Linked DNA regions of Homo sapiens: region 1 is linked to region 2. A link is a contact called in ENCODE Hi-C data. All regions are on one chromosome and are shown on one strand. The core of a region is the stretch at or near the end of the contact, and the rest is flanking DNA. Distances in the headings are between cores, read along the strand shown. Region 1 holds the start of INSC (INSC spindle orientation adaptor protein). Region 2 holds the start of FAR1 (fatty acyl-CoA reductase 1).

Region 1 (5,831 bases), core at 3,064-5,563, 1.4 Mb before region 2:
TGCTTCTCACACAGCAACAGTCTCCAGCTGAGGCTGGAAAGGCCAATGATGCTGATCACGTTGAGGTCCTGGAGACAGACAGAGAAGTCAAGCCCCTTAGCCTCATTCCCCAATTTGCCCAAAGGAGTAGTTTTTTCTGCTTTGAAAGCCTTTGAAATGAGGGAGTTGCCGGCATCTCTCGTGGTCAGTGGACATTCACTACACACTCTGGAGTTAGACAGATCTGGAAAGGAATCTTTGCTAGCTCTGACCTTGGGCTAGTTGTTTAGCCTTGCTGTGTTTCTGTTTCCTTATATTTAAAATAGTCTTCACTATTTCATAGAGTTGGTATAGAGGTTTCATGAAACAAAAGATGGAAAGAGCCTAAAAAGGAAGCTGGACAGTAGTCAATAATAAATAAAAGTGAGTTACTGTGAGTTACCTTTCCTGCACAGAAGTCCTAACTATCTCACACAATGCTCTTACTGGCTTTTAAGCCTGTTTTCACTTGGTTGAGCTTAAAGCCCAGGGGACAACCAGAGTCTAAATAGTGTGAAAATTCAGCAGAGATGTGGTCCAGTCTTAGTCTTACCTTTTTAAGATAACACTTTTCTGGGAAGGAAAAAACACCTCACCCATACCAAGCCACCAGCACATTACTCAGTACCAGGCCACAGGGGATTTCCTCTTTCCTACCTTGTGATCAAATGCTTCTGGGAGGATATATCTTGAAGGCAGGCAATGGCCACCAGCTTGGGTTGACATAAGATATAATGAGAAGCAGGACCTCAATGCAATGCCTGAAAGCCCACCATTCAAGTTATTCTAATCATTCTTTGTTGCTAAGCTTTACCCTCCAGCTTTCTCCTTTCCAAACATGAGTGGTCTTGGGCAGCATAAAATAATTTGACTTGGAGTGAATTAGAAGTTTCACCAACTTTGCAATGTGGCTAGAACCCTGCCCTGCATTCAGATGAGGTGCACCTCTGCAGATAAGAGGTGACAAATGATTCCCTGACCACTTAGCCTCACAGACCCAGGCAAGGAGGCAGTAAAGCCCTTCATGTGCTCCTCCACACTCCTAAGTCCAAGCTCCCCATCCCAAGCTCCAGTTCCACAAGGGCCATCCCTGATCAGAGATGTTGTGTTCCATACTGGGGGAGGGCTCAGATCCAAGAGACACAGAGAGCCCTGAGTTGGGCAGGGTCACATGAGGAAGGGGTGGCTGCGGGGCCAGGGCCAGGCTTAGGGCAAGGGTCAAACTCCTTCGGGCACCCAGACACTTGAGCTTTTGAGACAGGGAAGAGCTGGCAGCTGAAACACTCGGAGCAGGGGGTGTTTATCAATGGCCCAATTCATTCTCAACTATCCCCCTTGTCTGAGCCAGCACAGAGATGGGCATTATGTCCCAGAGCTACTAGGAAAAAAACCTCCAAGACATCGTCACCAATTAGAGTTCAAAGGTACAGAAGCCAAATTGAGACATATGAGTTGAAAACCAGATGACATATTTGAAATTGAGGATGTCCCAGGAAAATCCAGTGTGATTCCCATCCCCAGAGACCAATAGAATGCTTAATTGCTGGTTTTTCATTTATTTGTTCTGATTTCCTTCAACAAAGGATGTGGAAGTTTACAGTTAAAAATATGTATTCTATAAAGTTGATAAAGCAGAAATTAGAAGTCAAAGCAATGGTTCCAACTAACATAGTTATTACAACAGAGCCATATGATGGACTAAGAGCTTCCCAGCAAGCAGAGTGACAAGGGAAGCACAATGGGAAAATAATTCCTTCCCCTGCCACCTTTATTCTGCTGGACTGACCATAGCCTGCCCTTTTTTAACCATTCCCAAGGGTCAGGTGTAGGATCAGGCCAAAGAGAAGCTAGATCCCAGCATTCCCCTCAAAAAATGGTTGAACCCAACTTGCTCTCCTGCATATTAGAGGAGTTGGTGGGTGAGAGCTTAGTCACCCCTTAGACTAAACCATAAACACTAAGAAAGAAGAAACTCAGGCCAGGCATGGTGGCTCACACCTGTTATCCCAGCAGTATCGGAGGCCTAGGCAGGCAGATCACCTGAGGTCAGGAGTTCAAGACCAGCCTGACCAACATGGAAAAACCCCATCTCTACTAAAAATACAAAAATTAGCTGGGCATGGTGGTGGGGGTCTATAATCCCAGCTACTCAGGGGCTGAGGCAGGAGAATCGCTTGAATCCGGGGGGCAGAGGTTGCAATGAGCTGAGATCATGCCACTGCACTCCAGCCTGGGCGATAGAGCAAGACTCCATCAAAGAAGGAAGGAAAGAAGGAAGGAAGGAAGGAAGGAAGGAGGGAGGGAGGGAGGGAGGGAGGGAGGGAGGGAGGGAGGGAGGGGGAGAGAGAGAGAGAGAGAGAGAGAGAGAGAAAGAAAGAAAGAAAGAAAGAAAGAAAGAAAGAAAGAAAGAAAAGAAAGAAAAGAAAAGAAAGGAAGGAAGAAAAAAAGAAAGAATGGAAGGAAGGAAGGAAGGAAAAGAGAGAAAGAGAAGGAAGGAAGAAAGGAAGGGAAGGAAGGAAGCTCAATACCATCTTTCTAACTTCCCAGCTGAAAGAGCACATTTAGTCTGGGTACCTCACTGAAGTATTCAGAAGAGAATAGCCAGGATGGGACAGGTCTAGAAGCTCTACTAAGAAGAATAACACCACCACTCAGCTGGTATTTTAGGGCACCTACTCTTCCAAGCGCTGTATAGTGTGTGCCCAGTGGTCACCAGGGGGAGGAGGTCATGGAGAAGATTCTGTCCAGAAAAAAAGATAACCACTGGAAGAAAGGAAAGGAGCAGAGCAAATGCCATCCCTCCACCAGCCTGTGGGAGGGAGACTCAAAGTAGGGTTGAACGAAACCAAAGAAGAGAAAGAATCAACCCAGCTCAATTCACTGTCCTCCCTGCCAAATGGTTGCCTTGGGACCCAACCCAGAAAGGTCACTGCTTCTCTGCAGCAAGTGTAATCCAGAGTATAAACTACAGCATGGAGCAAATTATATATGCTGAGCTCCATGTCAGATCCCAGCCTGACCTGGCTTGCCTTCCAAAGGCAGTGTTTGGAAGTTTTCACTTCTAAAAGGGCGAACAGTGCTTCTAAGTCCCAGAGCTAAAGGGACAAGATGCTCTCTGGCTGAGCTCCATGGACAGCCTCAGTTTCAGATTCAATGGAACCCCTCAAAGGCACCACATCACCATCTGCCCTGACCCCCACAGCCAAAGTCCCTGACTTAAAATATTCCCCACTGAGGCCAGTTTCTTGGACCCATTGTCAGAGGTATAATATATAGATTAAAAGGGGCAAAAGTGGGAGGAGGCTAGCGGCTGAGGGTGGGGCCACACCAGGGATACATTTGCGCATATGCATTGAACAAAGTGGGTGCATGTTGCATACATGTCGTTGTCCACAGGTATACATGTTGAAAGTGTGAATGGTTGCATGGCTATCCTGAGAAGAGTGTGTGCAAGACTGGTGCACATGGACAGGAATGTGTGTATGCTGAGCATGTAAGCGTGGGTGCACTGCGAGTGTTTGTGGGTGGCCATGGCCATATGGTCCACTCATCCCCTGGCCTCCTGTCTCTTCTCCTGGTTTAAGAGTGGGGTCTCCCAAGCTGTCTCCCTGACCCTGGTCTAGCCAGATGGGGTTAGTCAGAGCCACATTCACTCCAGTGTTGTGTGAGGGCTCTGAGCTTCTGTCCTTCTCCAAGCCCTGAGAAACCAAAGCTGAATGACCCACAGAGAAGACACCCCAGCTGGGACAAGTCAGGTCACCTTAGAAAGCCTGAGTTCAGATAACACTCCCTAGCCCCAATTTCTGCCTTCCTGGGTTCACACTGGCACATCCACTCATCCACATGTGGACTGGCTCAGCCCACCTGGGGGCCTTCCTGCCACACACACAGGCATTTCCACAGGTACAGACACAGTGCACCCAGGGCAGCAGGTGCCACACAGGCAAATACCTGTGGCCCACTCCAGGCCACCACACACTCTGACACACTCGTTCACCCACACTCGCACCCTGGGGCACATGCTAGAAAATTCCACATGTGGACATCCCATCCAGACACACTCCCTCACACTGGCGCAAGCTCCCCTTCACAAGCACTCCCACTGACACACTTACACCTACTATCCAATTAGTGACAAACCTGCACTGTTCCCAACTAGGCTAGCAGAGGCATCACCAGCCCCCTGAATCCAGCTAGGGGAGCTGTCTACTTACTTAGCGTGCGAGACAGGCTGGTAGTGCGAGCGGCCAGTGGTGGCGGGGCGCAGCTGGAGCTCCAGAGGCCGCGCGCAAAGTGGCCGCTCTGCCGGCCCAGCCCGAGAGGCCGCCCCTGGCCCCCGCCCCACCCCCCGCCCCGTTCTCCCCCGCCCGCCCTCTCCGAGGCGGTCGCAGCCTCCCAAGGACCTTCCACAGCAGCGCGCTCCCTGCCAAGCCTTGGTCCCGCGTCAGCCACGGCTGCCTGCTGTCTCCGCGGGACTACGAGGCTATTTCGGTGCCCCTGGGGGGGGAAACATGGCCCTCCCTCCCATCTGCAGGAGCGCTGGAATGGGGACGCGGTCAGGCCTAATTAGAGACCGGGCTCCCCCGGGCCAGGCGGCAGGCACCAGGGTGATCGCCCGGGAGCCGCGAAGCCGTCCAGGCGGGGTCGCCCACAAGGTGCCCCGCATGCCAACATCTGGAGAGGGGAAGGGAATGTGCCGCGATCGTTTCCCTTGGAGCTGAAACAAAACAAGGAGGGATTTGGGTGCAGTTCACTTGCTAGGAAGGAGGAAGCCACCCAGCTTTGATAGACCCCAAACGCCTAGAATGAGACGGTTTATTCACCGCAGGTGCTTCCCTCTGGAACCTTGCTCACACACACCTAAGTCACCCTCCACATCTTGGACCTGCCAAAAATGACGAGGGGTTGTTGCAGAAACTCCTTCTAACTTCGGCACATAAGATCAGACCCCACCCCCCACCCCCCACCCCCGTCCTGGACTCTGTCAAATAGCTAAATCTAGAGGAACTTGATTCCTACCCAAAAGCTCGGGAATGTGGCATTTTTGACCTGGAAGAAAGCTTCCAGATCATTTCATACAACTCCCCCTCCCCCGCCTCCGCCATCTTGCTATGAGGCTCCCAGAGCCCAGAGAATCTTGACCTATTCTTGGAGGTCCTCAAGCAAAGGCAGCCCCTGGTCTCCCTTGAGCCCTGTTCCAAAGCTTGAACTCTCTTACTGACAGAAAGATCTCCTTGACATCTAACCTAAATCTCTCACATGCAAACTATGTCAATTTGCTCACAATATGTATTCAGGGAGAAGGAGCTCAACTCAGTCCCCATGACAAAACGACCACGCCGAGGTCCCACTGCAGCCTTCTCTTCCTTAATGCTAATAATCTCTATTTCTTTTTTCAGGCTCTGGCTGAAGCTAACTGCTGCTCCCTGGACTCGAACACACACAGTAGCTCTCTGATATTAACTCTCCTCCTCAGCTCTCTGGGGGCCCAGGGCTCAGAAGGTGGCCAAATCATTCCTCTCAGACAAGCCAGCTTCAACTCTACCCTCCAGTCATCCAGAACAGCCTGATTCTACTCCCCAAGTTCCCTGAGAGGGGCCTCAGTTCCTGTTTCAACAAGTGCTGTCTAGGGCTGGGGACAGGGCTTGGTGCCGCCTGGCTGGGCATTACCACTGAAACCACAGTCTTACAGACTGTTTGCAGAATCTTCTCTCTGAGTCTGTTTCCGGTAGGGCAGGTGGTATGATAAGAATAGTCTCAGCCGGGAGTGGTGGCTCACGCCTGTAATCCCAGCTCTTTGGGAGGCCAAGGTG
Region 2 (5,445 bases), core at 595-3,094:
GAGACCAGCCTGGCCAATATGGTGAAACCCCGCCTCTACTAAAAATACAAAAATTAGCCGGTGCGGTGGGGCATGTCTCTGTAGTCCCAACTACTCGAGAGGCTGAGGCAAGAGCTGATCACTTGAACCTGGGAGGTGGAGGTTGCAGCGAGCCAAGATCGCGTCACTGCACTCCAGCCTGGGCAACAAAGCGAGACACACACACACAAATTTATAAAATAAAAACAAAACAAAACAAAAATTATAAAATAATTTTATGGAAAATGTATGGAATAACAGGGCCTGGGTGGGGTGGCTCACCCCTGTAATCCCAAGCCTTTGAGAGGCCACGGTGGAAAGATCTCTTGGGCCGAGGAGTTTGAGGCTGGAACGAGCTATGATCTCGCCACTGCACTCCAGCCTGGGCGACAGCAAACCCTGTCTCTGTTTACTTTTTAAATTAATTTGAAAAAAATACATCAGGATTGTACTTATACGTTAATTCTCACTTGTATTACTGTAAGAGATCTTGCATCATTTTTATGCTATATTACACATGCCCAACATGACAGCTGAGAAACTCCCCTGGAGGGCAGATTTTCTGAGAGTATCTTCTGATGTTGTCTTTAAACCAACACTTTTTTTTTTAACATAAAGAATTAAGGGATTCCTGACTGCCATCTAGTCAAAAGCAAACAATATGTATGCCATTACTTCGGAGGGAGTGAGTTCTTGTGCTGCTGAGGCAAAACGAGATGAACTGTCACAGGGATGGCAGGAGGGGTGGAGTGTAGGAGGAGGATCAGCCCCAGTAGTGAGAATTAAAAACTCTTTTGAGTATTTGGCCCTCCACTAGCAGTAAATTAACCTTCAAACCTGACCAAGACACTACCTGAGACCCTCCACTCTCCGACACCGCAGAATCAGACAACTGTTCTTGCTCAACTACTCATAAAAGATTCACAGCCTTCACCTACCACACATAAATCTACCGCGTTTGCTGCTTGTATACTTTGTCCTAACAGACCAACTAATGCCTTCTAGTCCAATAGCCTCCCGTCCACACCTCACATAAAACCTTCTCAGCCACCTTCCGGTTTCAGTAGGTGCCTCTTACTCCAGATCCACGTGTCCCCAGTTCTCCAGAGACCTTCACCTTCAAAACCCAAGCCCGTCCCCCCTTCACTCCCAGCTGATCTCCACCCAGGCCCTATCAATCCTTACTTCTAATAGGCCAACCACACTCCCCGGCCCCGCGCCTTCTCCCTCAGCACCCTTTTCTGAGCATCACCTATTTCCCACCACTTTCTTCCTCCCCAGACCCGGAATCCTGCAATCACTAGGCCTCCCTTTGCCGCTACCCTCCCGCGAGCACGCGGAGCCCGCTGCTCGGCTAACCACCCCGCCCCACCTTCGCCACCTCTAGCGGCCTCCCACCCCAGGCGGCTCCCCGGGCTCCGCGGCTGCAAACCAGGCCCCACCGTACGTCCCCCACGCGGTCCCGGCCCTGTGAAGGGCGGCGGCGGGGCAAAGAGGGGCAGAGACCACCCGGGGTGAGGCGGGCGCCCTCACTTCTGGGCGTACCCGGGCGGGGGCGGGGGCGGGACGGCTGGTCGGCGCCCCCGCCTCGGCCAGGCCTGCAGCCCGAGCTCCCGCAACCACTTCCCGAGCCAGGCGAGGAGGAGCCCGCAGCCCGGCCGCTCCCGCTGGCGCACCCCCTTCTCACCTAGACGCAGAGGCTCAGGCCTCGCTCTCCCACTGGCCGTCCAGCAATAGCTGCGCCGCCGCCGCCGCCGCCGTCGCGCTCTCTTCACTCGCTTTTCCACCGCCCGCGACCGGCTGCTGAAGAGCGGACGGGCAGTGGCACGCCCATTGGCTGAGGCCCGCAGTCGCGTCAGCCGGCCCCGACCGCACCTCGCGACGTGACTGGCTGGAGCGGCGCCTCTTTTCGACATCCGCTTTTGATTGGCTCTCGCGCACACCCTTATCCGCAGGACCAGTCATCCTCCTCCCTGCTTTAGCCTCTCACCCCCAACCCGGTTTCCCTCCGGGCGGGAGTGGGGCGGGAGCGGACGCCCGCGGAACGCGAACGGCCAATGGGGGCGCGGAGAGAGGGCCGGGAGGTGGGCCCTGCGGCCGGGAGGCTCGCGGGGGAATGCTCAGCCAATGGGCCCGCGCCCCACATCTCGAGTCCTGGAGCGCCCCCGCCGGCTGCTGGCGTCCTGTCGGGTCGCGCCCAGGGCCACGCCCGGCTGTCCGTCGCGCGGGAGGGGCGCCAACTCCCAAGGTTGGGAGCACGCAGCGAGGCCCGCGCGGGAGACAGCGGGGCTGCCATTGTGGCGTGCTTAGCGCTATTATGGTGGGGCCCGGGGGCCCTCCGGCCATTGCTGGGCGTGAGGGATCCGTTCGGAGAACTACCAGCTTGGCGGGTGTGGCCCGGGTCGGTGAGAGCGAAGAGCTCTACGGACCCCTGGAGCCTCCACGGGTCTCGCCCAGTCCCAGGGGACTGTGGGCCCATTCATTCCACCTTCCACTTCCTCCAAAATAATTCCCTACAAAACTTACCGGTAGTGATAGGAGTTAGAATAACGTTTACTTCTGAGGGGTGGGGCACGAGGGAACCTATGGAAAGCTGGAAACATTGCGTCTTGATCCTGGTGGTCGTTCCGGGCTGTGTACACATGGAGGAATTCATCGAGCCGGACACTTAATAGTATTACCACATTCATACGGCTCATTTTTAAAAAATAATAAAAGGATCATGAGAATTCTGTAATAATATTACCACAATCTTTGGGCTCCGTGGGACTCCATTGTATAAACAGTCCGCATTAGGATTTAGCTGTCATTCAAAACATGCAAGCCATAGGAAGAAAAAAAAAGATTTGTGAGAAGCAAAAATGAGTGAACGCTCTTGGCACGGTGAATAGCATGCACAGGTTGGTATTTAGGGATGGATGGCTCAGAGTGATTTTTCTGTGGGGATTTAGAGCTTGTTTCAGTGCCTGGCCCTGTTAGTAGCTAAAAGCAGTCATAGTGCTGCATCCAGTTGGAAACTACAAAAGCTCACTGAACTGCCTACTTTGTGGCAGATGTTAAGTTCTGGCTCAGGAAACTAATTTGAATGCCATGGCTTCTGCCTCGATGAGCTCACAGTCTTGCAGCAAGTACTGTCATTTCTGGAGGAGGGCACAGAACACAAAGCTAACACACTTGCTTACCCTCAGGGATGTCGCATTCCGCTACTTTAGGCAAGACAGTGTATGCCTGGAACCCATCCAGTCCAATAGCCATAGTCATAAATAGCCAGGATCAGGTGAAACACTTCTTAGAAGTGGGTCAAAATATTCTCCCAAAACAAACGTAAGAACTATGGACCAAATTCTAATCTGTAAAAGAACACAAGCAACAAAACAAAGATTACAGTATTCATATTTATTAATTTAGTCATTAAGTTGTTTAAATCAGGTAAATGCCTTTATTTAAAGTGCTTGTCACTACACTAGGCATATAAACTTGGATATGACAGTATTCCACAGAACATAGGGTTTAATGGAGAGACAGACATAAACAATGCCAGTGTAATACAGGATGAGGGAATACCTAGAAAGAGGATGTAACCCAGCATGGGGGATTCAGGAGCATGTTAGAACATGTGTAGCTAAGTTAACCACTGCTAAGGTTTATCAGTATACTGATAGGGTAATATCACTATAGGAAATAGACACTATTTCCAGAAAATACTTCATAAACTTTTTGTTGTTTGTGCATATGTCTTAATTTTAAAAATTGATATAAGTACAAAAGCAAAGTAATGCTTAGTTCTGAGGAAAATATGATGTAATTATTAAGTAATCACTTAATAAATGATTCTCAAAAATAGCCGTACACTTGAGAGCACAAAGGGATCTCATTTGATTCAAGTCAATGTGTATGAAATGTGTGCCTCCGGCAGACCCCCACAAATGGACAGAGTGCTTTCTGGAGGAAGACTTTAAAAAACAATGGATCACTCTCCAAGATGGTACAATTTCATGGGTAAGGCATGTTGTATGACTCGAATCTTCCATAATATACTATCATTCTTAAATGAATTCAGAGAATTAATAAATCTACAAAAAGTGAGTAATAAAAGGCAGTGAAAGATTTTGCACCAGAGTTTAAACTAGAAAAATGTAATGACATCAATCATTCATTCATCTGCCTTTCCCATCTTTATTCAGCAAGATCCCTGAAAATTGGGCGCCATATATTGGTATCAACTGCATTATAATTTTATTCAAACATGAAACAACTCTACATCTTTTTGATCCATGCTATAGAAACAATATCTTTTAAATGAAGGTAAATTACACCAAGCCAAAAATGTACCATTATAGTTTCTAGCCTAAAGGGAGATACTATATATCATTGAGAAAATATATAGGAATAAAGACCAAAACGAATATGCTACCCTTAACGTGGTTGGCATATTGGCCATAACGTGGCTATTATGACTCTCAGAATTTCATAACATTTTTAGAAACAAAAAACAAGTTCAAGCATTTTTATGCAAATACTGCTCTGAGGAAACAGTTTTCTTCTGGCATGTGTCATTTTCTAACACTTTTTTTGTGGAAATGTCTTATTCAGTATAGTTCTGATGAAGTCTTCACTTTATCCTCACAGCAGCCCTATGCAAGTATTCATCTATTCATCTAAATTCTGTAGAAGACAAACTTGAGGCTCAGTGAGGCAAGTAACTTGTCTAAAGACACATAGCTGTTAGGTGGCAGAAGTAGGATTAAAATCTAGATAGATTTGATGGCAAGCCCCATTATCTTTCTACTTATGCTTCATTTGCCTCTTCCAAAACCAGACCAAGTCATTATGTCTTGTCATTATACATCTTTGTATCCCTCACAATAAGTAGTACAGAGTCTTTTTTTTGAGAAGGAGTCTCGTACTGTCGCCCAAGCTGGAGTGCAGTGGTGCAATCTCGGCTCCCTGCAAGCTCTGCCTCTCCGGTTCACGCCATTCTCCTGCCTCAGCCTCCCGAGTAGCTGGGACTACAGGTGCGCACCACCACACCCAGCTAATTTTTTTTTGTACTTTTAGTGAAGATGGGGTTTCACCATGTTGGCCAGGGTGGTCTCAATCTCTTGACCCTCTGATCTGCCCGCCTTGGCCTCCCAAAGTGCTGGGATTACAGGTGTGAGCCACCGTGCCCAGCCTTCAGCCTTTTTTTTTTTTTTTGAGACGGAGTCTTGTTCTGTCCCTCAGGCTGGAGTGCAGTGATGCAATCTCGGCTCACTGTAACCTCTGCCTTCCTGGGTTCAAGTGATTCTCCTGCCTCAGCCTCCCGAGTAGCTAGAATTAGAGGCACCTGCCACCATGCCTGGCTAATTTTTGTATTTTTAGTAGAGACAGGGTGTCACCATGTTGGCCAAGCTGGTCTCGAACTTCTGACCTCATGATCCACCCGCC

The links. A loop is a pair of places that touch in the nucleus more often than their neighbours do. Pooled maps may share reads with other maps.
Region 1: a loop to region 2 is called in a pooled map, with 15 times the contacts of the local background. The contact joins the promoter of INSC here to the promoter of FAR1 in region 2. A Hi-C loop is called at or near these places in 2 of 37 single-sample maps with no recorded cell type and 5 of 50 pooled maps.

Annotation. Positions count from the first base shown.
Region 1 is chr11:15,113,405-15,119,235 of GRCh38, reverse strand. INSC (INSC spindle orientation adaptor protein) reads right to left here and starts at 4,313. Exons shown (of 13, transcript NM_001042536.3): 1 at 4,233-4,313. RefSeq lists enhancers at 4,606-5,139, 5,791-5,831.
Region 2 is chr11:13,665,067-13,670,511 of GRCh38, reverse strand. It overlaps FAR1 (fatty acyl-CoA reductase 1), which reads right to left and starts at 1,844. Exons shown (of 12, transcript NM_032228.6): 1 at 1,706-1,844. RefSeq lists an enhancer at 1,285-1,334 and silencers at 1,415-1,694, 1,805-2,294.